3 separate regions of the Homo sapiens genome follow, and regions 1 and 3 are each linked to region 2. A link is an interaction called in ENCODE POLR2A ChIA-PET data of the cell type or tissue named here. Cell type or tissue: MCF 10A. All regions are shown on one strand.

Evidence for each region. ChIA-PET counts read pairs that join two places held together with the same protein. Peaks named below come from ENCODE experiments on the same cell type or tissue, not always from the same donor. Only the 100,000 strongest peaks of a DNase experiment are listed, where the experiment ranks them.
Region 1: POLR2A ChIA-PET joins it to region 2 with 7 read pairs; 2 of 35 experiments call an interaction of 5 or more read pairs at or near these places.
Region 3: POLR2A ChIA-PET joins it to region 2 with 9 read pairs; 2 of 35 experiments call an interaction of 5 or more read pairs at or near these places.

Annotation. Positions count from the first base shown.
Region 1 is chr9:85,245,614-85,248,113 of GRCh38, reverse strand. No RefSeq gene overlaps it. Among named protein-coding and RNA genes, the nearest start is that of AGTPBP1, 500 kb to the left of the region's middle. In MCF 10A, no CTCF peak of the experiment used is centred here; no DNase peak of the experiment used is centred here.
Region 2 is chr9:84,946,368-84,948,867 of GRCh38, reverse strand. It overlaps NTRK2 (neurotrophic receptor tyrosine kinase 2), which reads right to left. Exons shown (of 19, transcript NM_006180.6): 16 at 234-406. Among named protein-coding and RNA genes, the nearest start is that of NTRK2, 280 kb to the right of the region's middle. In MCF 10A, no CTCF peak of the experiment used is centred here; a DNase peak (open chromatin) is centred at 1,217.
Region 3 is chr9:84,710,909-84,713,408 of GRCh38, reverse strand. The region is part of intron 6 of NTRK2 (neurotrophic receptor tyrosine kinase 2); the gene reads right to left. Among named protein-coding and RNA genes, the nearest start is that of NTRK2, 42 kb to the right of the region's middle. In MCF 10A, no CTCF peak of the experiment used is centred here; a DNase peak (open chromatin) is centred at 1,298.

The sequences.
Region 1 (2,500 bases), 300 kb before region 2:
TCTGCTCGCACATCAGAAGCTTTAGGATATTTTACATATAATTGATGTATTATCAGTCACAACTAAAAGCCCAGTGACTAAATGCAAGTTAAAATTTTACAAATTAGAATCCTATTTTTAATCAGAAGGGATGCTTGCCAAGTTTATTTGTTCCGCAAATACTCAATGAGAATATTTGCAGGTCAAACACTCTGCTTAAATATTACTATTATTATTAGTATAAGATATTTTTGTGCCTAAATGTAAAGGCATTTGTATTTCAAATATTGGCCACTTTTCTGTTCTAGATGTGAAAATACTATTTCTATATCCATATATGCATATGGATATATAAATATACATATGCATACACATAAACTTATACTTAGAAAAATATCAAGTCCATTATCACTTACTGGAAACCCTGCTGATTTTAATGAAGGTAGAGGATCTTGGTTAGATAATTAACGTCACAAGAAAGGGAAAATGTTCAAAATGAATGACTTTGTGAAATATTAATAGCTAAGGAAAAACAAGTAGATGATGAAGAGAATTTTTATTTTTAATGAATTAGGATTATACAATAATTGTATTTTGATTGCTGCTGGCTTACACTTATACACACCCCAATTGACCCTCTGAAGTCTTTAGATCTTTTCATTTAATGAAATCAGGTGAGAGTTTGTTCAGGGGCCTAGAACAGTCCTGAGGCAAGAGATCTGAATGGAGTCATACTTTGCCAACCATGAGCTGTTTAACTTTAACTAGTTAAAACCCCTCTTGAAAAGTGAAGACGACGTGGTTCTAATGATCCTTCGGAGTTCCAGGGGTCTATGAAATACAAGAGGAAGGAGAGTATAGCTTAAACTTCAGAGGGACCTTGTTCAAGTTCCACCACTTCCTAGCTCTGTAACCTTGGGCCTAATTATTTAAACCTCGTAATTCTCAGTTTTCTCATGGTATGATGTTGCTAGTAATAGTACTTAACTCACTGGGTTGGAGTGGAGGACAGATTAAATGAGAAAGCGCAGGTGAGGTGTTTGGCACATTGTGTGTGGATGGGAGATAGTCAACTCATGGAAATCACCTGGAAGAATGATGACACTAGTTTGTTCTCTGCTTAGGAAAGTTGAATAAACAAGGATATCAGAGGCTCAGACAAACGGGAAAGATGGTGACAGAAGACAAACTGGGGCAGTGCCTCCTGTCTCAGTAGATCTCAAAGCAGTTTAGCATCGCCCTGGGTTGGTGGGGGCTAGCTTGCTGTTTATGGCAGTCAAGCATCCGAGTACCCTGAAGGGATATTGGCTATGCTGTCTACACAACTTAAAAAGCACTTAGAGGAATGCAGTTCCATTAGACCAGACATAATGGACGCACTCAGGGCATACTTTGTAAACACACGGCTAATATCATTCTGACGTGTTTACAGGCCAGGAAAAGCTTCACACAGGTCAGGACCTTCGGATGAATCTGCTGGCTCTCGGGAGCCAGGCCCCTTCCCTCTCACACCCAGGACTCCATATTACTACTTGAACATGGAAAATCTTTTTAAATGACAGTAAATAAATTACTTTTCTGAAAGACTGCAGAATGACCTTGAAGGTACACGTGTCAGACCAGCACAAGGCAATTACCTGGAGGTTAAGAAAAGCCATTATCTGACTTTGTAGCTGGTTAATTAAAGGCTATTTTTGTCATCTTCAATTCTGAGAAAATCAAGAGAGCTACAGCCACACTTTCACAAGAGAAATTCCTATAATAATAGGGTGGAAGAGGCAAAATGATCACACGCTTTTTCTCCTTTGAATAAGAGTTAGGCATTTGTCCTTCTCACATCCTCCAGAATTTGCTTGGTGCAGTGTAAACCAAGATTTGAAGCCTTCCCGGAGTCCAAATTACTTGTAGCTGATCCTCCAGGAGGATCTTCCTGTTGTGGCTTATCTGATACCTTTTTCCATTTTGCAAGGTCACTGGCGTTACTAATGATAGAATGTGATAGGTCTTAATATTATGCCTTAAAAGCTGATGAAGGTATTTTTTTTTAGAATTCCTCCCTTTATATTCTGGAGACAAATTCTTTCTTTCTTTTTGTTTTTTGTTTTTCAGCTGCATCAGGATCTCCTAGCTCAGAGCAGTTTTGAATTGATGCCTAATATTTTAAAGTTAGTAGACTACTAAAAAGTTATTTTTCTGGACGTGGCACATTTTTGGGACTCATTTGCAAGACTGAAACAATTTGATTGCAATAAAAATTTATACAACTCAAAATTCCATCAAAGAAAAAACATCAGCTCAAGTCAATGACTTCTGATGGTTAGAGAGCTTCAGAAAACCTGAGTACCTACTATCTTCACTGCATTCACCTCTTTTTTTTTTTTTTGACATGGAGTTTTGCTCTTGCCACCCAGGCTGGAGTGCAATGGCTCAATCTCGGCTCACTGCAACCTCTGCCTCTCGGGTTTAAAGTGATTCTTGCCTCAGCCTCCTGAGTAGCTGGGATTACAGGCATGTACCATCA
Region 2 (2,500 bases):
ACTGAATTGAGTTGGATCATTTGCATCACATTACATAGAATTCATTAAGGAAAAAGAACAAGACTGTCACCTTCTTTTTTCTCTCCTCCTTTCTCTGGCATATGCTGGTGTCATTATCAAATAAGATGCTTCGAGAAAGGTCCAGGGGTCCCTTGTTCCCTCCCATGAACCCTCCACTCCTGAACCCTGAAGGCCTGCTCCCTCCTGGAGCCCACCTCCCCGCCTCACTGTACCTGAGGAACTTGTTGAGGTCCCCATGCTTCATGTACTCAAAGACCATGATGAGGGGGTCGCCCTCCACGCAGACGCCATAGAACTTGACGATGTGCTCATGCTGGAGGTTGGTCAGGAGCTCGGCCTCACGGTGGAAGTCCTTGCGTGCATTGTCACTGGCATCCTTCAGGGTCTGGGGATGGGTGTTAAAAGAGAAGGATTACTTCAGTGGGCCCTATGATACTGAGATAGGAAAGACATCCATCTCATTTGTTAGGCAAAAGATGAGAAAACAGCCTAGTTCCTAAGGAAATAACATTTGTGCTAATAACTGAGGAATAACTCCTTAGGCATATGCAAAGCTTTCCAGCTTATGACACACTTTCACAGAGGTTCTCTCATTAGGTTACAGACAGGAGGTCTTTTTAGGGTCCACATCCTTTCTAACCCTGGTCTGCACCCAATAATTCCCACGGGCTTCTTTCCCTTGTTGGTGCCTGTTGTGCTTTCTTTCTGTGATGCTATGTGCAGCTTACCTCTGCTCAGATAAGATTTAAAAACTTTATGTTATGATTCAGTAGAAAGAAGAGTACAGTGAACCTTTGTGGACCCATCTCCAGCTTCAGCAACGATCAGTTTGCCTGTCTTTATGTAGCACTGCACAGAGCCTTCTCCAGCCTGTGCCCACAAACACTGCCGGCTCACAAAACATCCCTGCCCAGCAAGCCGCAAGAAGAGTGGTCATGCTGCCAAGGTGAAGATGCCCAGGAGCATGACAGCTGGGTTTTGGTGCCTTTAGTTCTCTGCTTAGATAACTCTGCCACTGTGGTGTCATAACAGGGCAAAGCTGGCATTTAGTGATGCAAATAATGTGCTGAGCTCTTGGCATGTGCCCATCACTGAGCCAGAGCTGTGATGACATCAAGAAGGCAATGACCCAGATCCTGGCCTCAGGCACTTATGGGCAAATAGGGAGATATGACATGTATATAAATAACTGCAATTCAAGCTCAAAACCCACTGTCCTGAATGAATCAGCACCTGCATCTCTCTCCAGCTCAATCCCTTGACACTCCTCTCGAAACCCATGCATCCACGTTAGGAACTGTCTGCAGCTGCCCCGATGACAACAGGCCATGCCTCCCTCCCTTTGCACATGTGCACATTCCTCTGCCTGGAATGCTATATTGGGTGTGGTCACTGGCATGGAAGGTTGAACTCCTCACCTTTGCCAAGGCTGTTCACTTCCTAATCCTGGGAGCCTGTGAATATGTTGCCTGATGTGGCAAATGCAGCTTTGCAGATGTAACTAAGTTAAGGATCTTGAGGTGGAGAGATTATCCTGGATTATCCAGGAGGGCCCAATGTCATTACAAGGGTCCTTATAAGAGCAAAGAGAGACCGGGTACAGTAGCTCATGCCTGTAATCCCAGTACTTTGGGAGGCTGAGGCGGGCAGATCACCCAAGGTCAGGAGTTCGAGATCAGCCTGGCAAACATAGTGAAACACTGTCTCTACTAAAAATACAAAAATTAGCCAGGTTTGATGGTGTGTGCCTGTAATTCCAGATACTCGGGAGGCTGAGGTAGAAGAATCACTTGAACCCAGGAGGCAGAGGTTGCAGGGAGCCAAGATCATGCCACTGCAATCCAGCCTGAGCGACAGAGCGAGACTCTGTCTCCAAATAAATAAATAAAAGCAAAGAGAGAGCCATAAGGACAGAAGATCAGAGAGGAGAAAAGATGTCACATTTCTGGCTTTGAGGATGAAGAAAGGGGCCATGAGCCAAGAAATGTGGGTGGCCTCTAGAAGCTGAAAATGACAAGAAAACATGCTAACCTAGAACCTCCAGAAGGAACCAGCCCTGTAACATCTTGTCTTTAGCTTAGCAAAACTGATTTCAGGTGTCTGACCACCAGAACTGAAATAAATCACTTGTGTTGTTTAAGCTGGTGAATTTGCAGTAACCTGTTATAGCAGCTGTAGAAAACCAATATACCTGGCTAGTATCTAGCAGTCCTCCAAGACTCAGTTCAGCTGCCACCTCTCTGAAAAGTGTTCCCTGACCACCCCTCATTGCTGTCACATCCCCTCTGCACTGCAGGCCAGAGTGGTTGACTCTGCTAGGTGCACCTCATGCTTACCTCTATCACATCACAGACCACAGTACATTCCAATTGCATGTTTACTTGCTTATCTCTGGTACAGGCTGTGAGCTTCTTGACCCAGGAACTATGCATTTCTGCATTGCCAGCCCTGGGCAGAGCACAGGGCTAGTATTCAACAT
Region 3 (2,500 bases), 240 kb after region 2:
CAAAAATATTTTTTCTGCCTTATTGGTGGTTATCTCTATGCAGAAAATACATATTTAAATTTGTGCAGAAAATATTTCAGTATTATAGACTTTTTTAAAAAGAGAATATTTATCACTTTCAAACAATTAAGAAAAAACAAAGAACAATGAAAGTAAAGAAACAGAAAAACCCTACAGAAAAATAGACAAAGGATATAAACAGGAAATTTACTGAAGCATAAACACAGTCCAATAAACATATAAGATACTCAATAGTAATCAGGAAAATGCAAACTCAAAAGCCATGACAGCAGTTTTTAGAAAGACAAACACTAACAAGTTTGCTAATATCAAGGTATACCTTGTTAGGGTGGGCATAAATAGATACAGCCATTTTTTCATGTGCAAACCACATAAACCAACAATTCTGCTTCTTTCTGTGTATTCTAGAAAAAACTTTGCACTTGTACATATGTGTAAAAAGCATGAATAAGGATGCTTGCTGAAACATTTTTGCAGTATTGAAAAAATGGAAAATAAGCAAAATGCTCGTCAATATGGAACACTTAATTAATTAAGACACATTGTATCATGAATTTCACGTAATGGTTAAAAAGAATATGACAGATCTATGACTACTGACCTGAAATGGTTAGGAGAAATGGTTAGGCAAGAAAAAGACAAACATCATATGTGTAATGTAGGAAATTACTTTTGCAACAAGACATATCAATATAATACATGCAATTATAAAAAGTAAAACACTTGAAAGAGAATAAAAATTAAAAGGGAAAGAACAAAACAGTTAAGAACACAAAAACGATAGGAAAAATAAGTCTGTCGATTCACTTGCCACACTCTTCTATAATGTTGCTTTTTGAAAAGCATCCTTGACATTGAAATGAATTGTGAATGTTACCGTGAATGTAACCATTCAGTCCTAATCGATCAATTGAGCCCATGCCCTCATTACAGTAGATTCAAAACCTCACTCTTAGACACACAATTCATTGACTAATTTGTAGAAAACAGAAATAAAAAATGACTGAAAATTGACAAACTGTTTAGGAAAAATGAGGACCAGTTCACTCCCTACACGTCCCCTATCCCAATCACAATGGCCGAGCAATAACACGTAAGGCGGGGTGCATTCCCGGAATGCTGCCAAGACAACACAACCAAAAATTACAATGGAAAAAAATGAAATTGGTTTCAGGCAAGGACAAAGCAGACGTCTGTTAAGAGGCAGTTTGTGAAATCAGAGCAAGAGTCAGATGCTTTCTCTCTTTTCCTCTCAGTGGTTGCTGAACCAATGTGGCCACAACTGCCATGGGGATTTGGGAGCTGGCCAAAAGGCCAGGTGACTCAACATTGAATTTCTTGTCCCTCTAGGCAATTTCTCTCAGCAGTACAAATTTGCACCAGAACAGAGAACAGTTACCCTCTTATCAATCAGGAAAAGACACATATTAAAAGTTTTTTTATTTTTTAAGTGTTAGCTAGCAAAGAAAACTGACAGAGGTTGGCAAGAGAATAAAGCCTTATTCCCCCATTATGAAACCAAAGGACTCTATTTGTGACAGAAAAATCTGTGGGAAGGGTCAGGGCCGTCTTCTAAGGTCATTCAGGGTAAGAAACAGACTCATATCTTTATTTTTATCGCATTCCTACAAAGCGTGTGCAGCAGCTCCATTTTTCTTAAATAAAAAATAGACCTCAAATAATAGCGTCTTCCGAAAACAAAGAATCGGTTGTTTGTGATTAATACACAGATTCCTTGTGCACAAGAACCAGGTGCTACATGGCTTTCTGCTGTGTCACCAGCCACTAGGCCAGAAGATCAAACATAATTGTTTGTGAACTTGTTAACTGGTTGACTAACCGATTCAAATGTCAATGGGGTAGTAACATGCATGTGTGGGTATTGTAGAGGTACATCACTGAAGACTAGTAAAATCCTAAGCAGAACACTTTGCTATTCCTTCCTTATAACTCACTAGCACTCACATGAGCTCTGATTTTGCCATTCGGTGCCCTTTTAAATGTTGGAGATGAAAACGCTGGGAAGAGGAATAGGGGATGACGGTAAAGTAGGAGATCTTAAATCCAGACATGGGGAGAAGCACGTGGCATGGCAGACTTGGGGCACCCCATCAAGAGACACAGACCTCTGGCAGTAAGACAAGTTTAAGGGAATGTGCTGGATTGAATTGGATTTGCTTGTGCTGCCAGGACACTTTCATCACCCTGAGATCCTTGGCCTGGGTGCCATCCAAGGGTATATGTGGCCAGAGAAGTGCCACACTTTTAGCAGATAGTTTTTGCACAGATGGATGGGTGGATAAATGGATGGATGGATAGATGGAAAAACAAATATGAACAAATAAGCAAATGAACAAACAAACAAAAAGAATAAGCAGTGTACTTTTTCTCTATGCACTTTACAGCCATCCACTCTGAATTAATATTCTACTTGCAAAGATTACTCCACACTGCACATAAATGTTGTCTGAGTCACTGG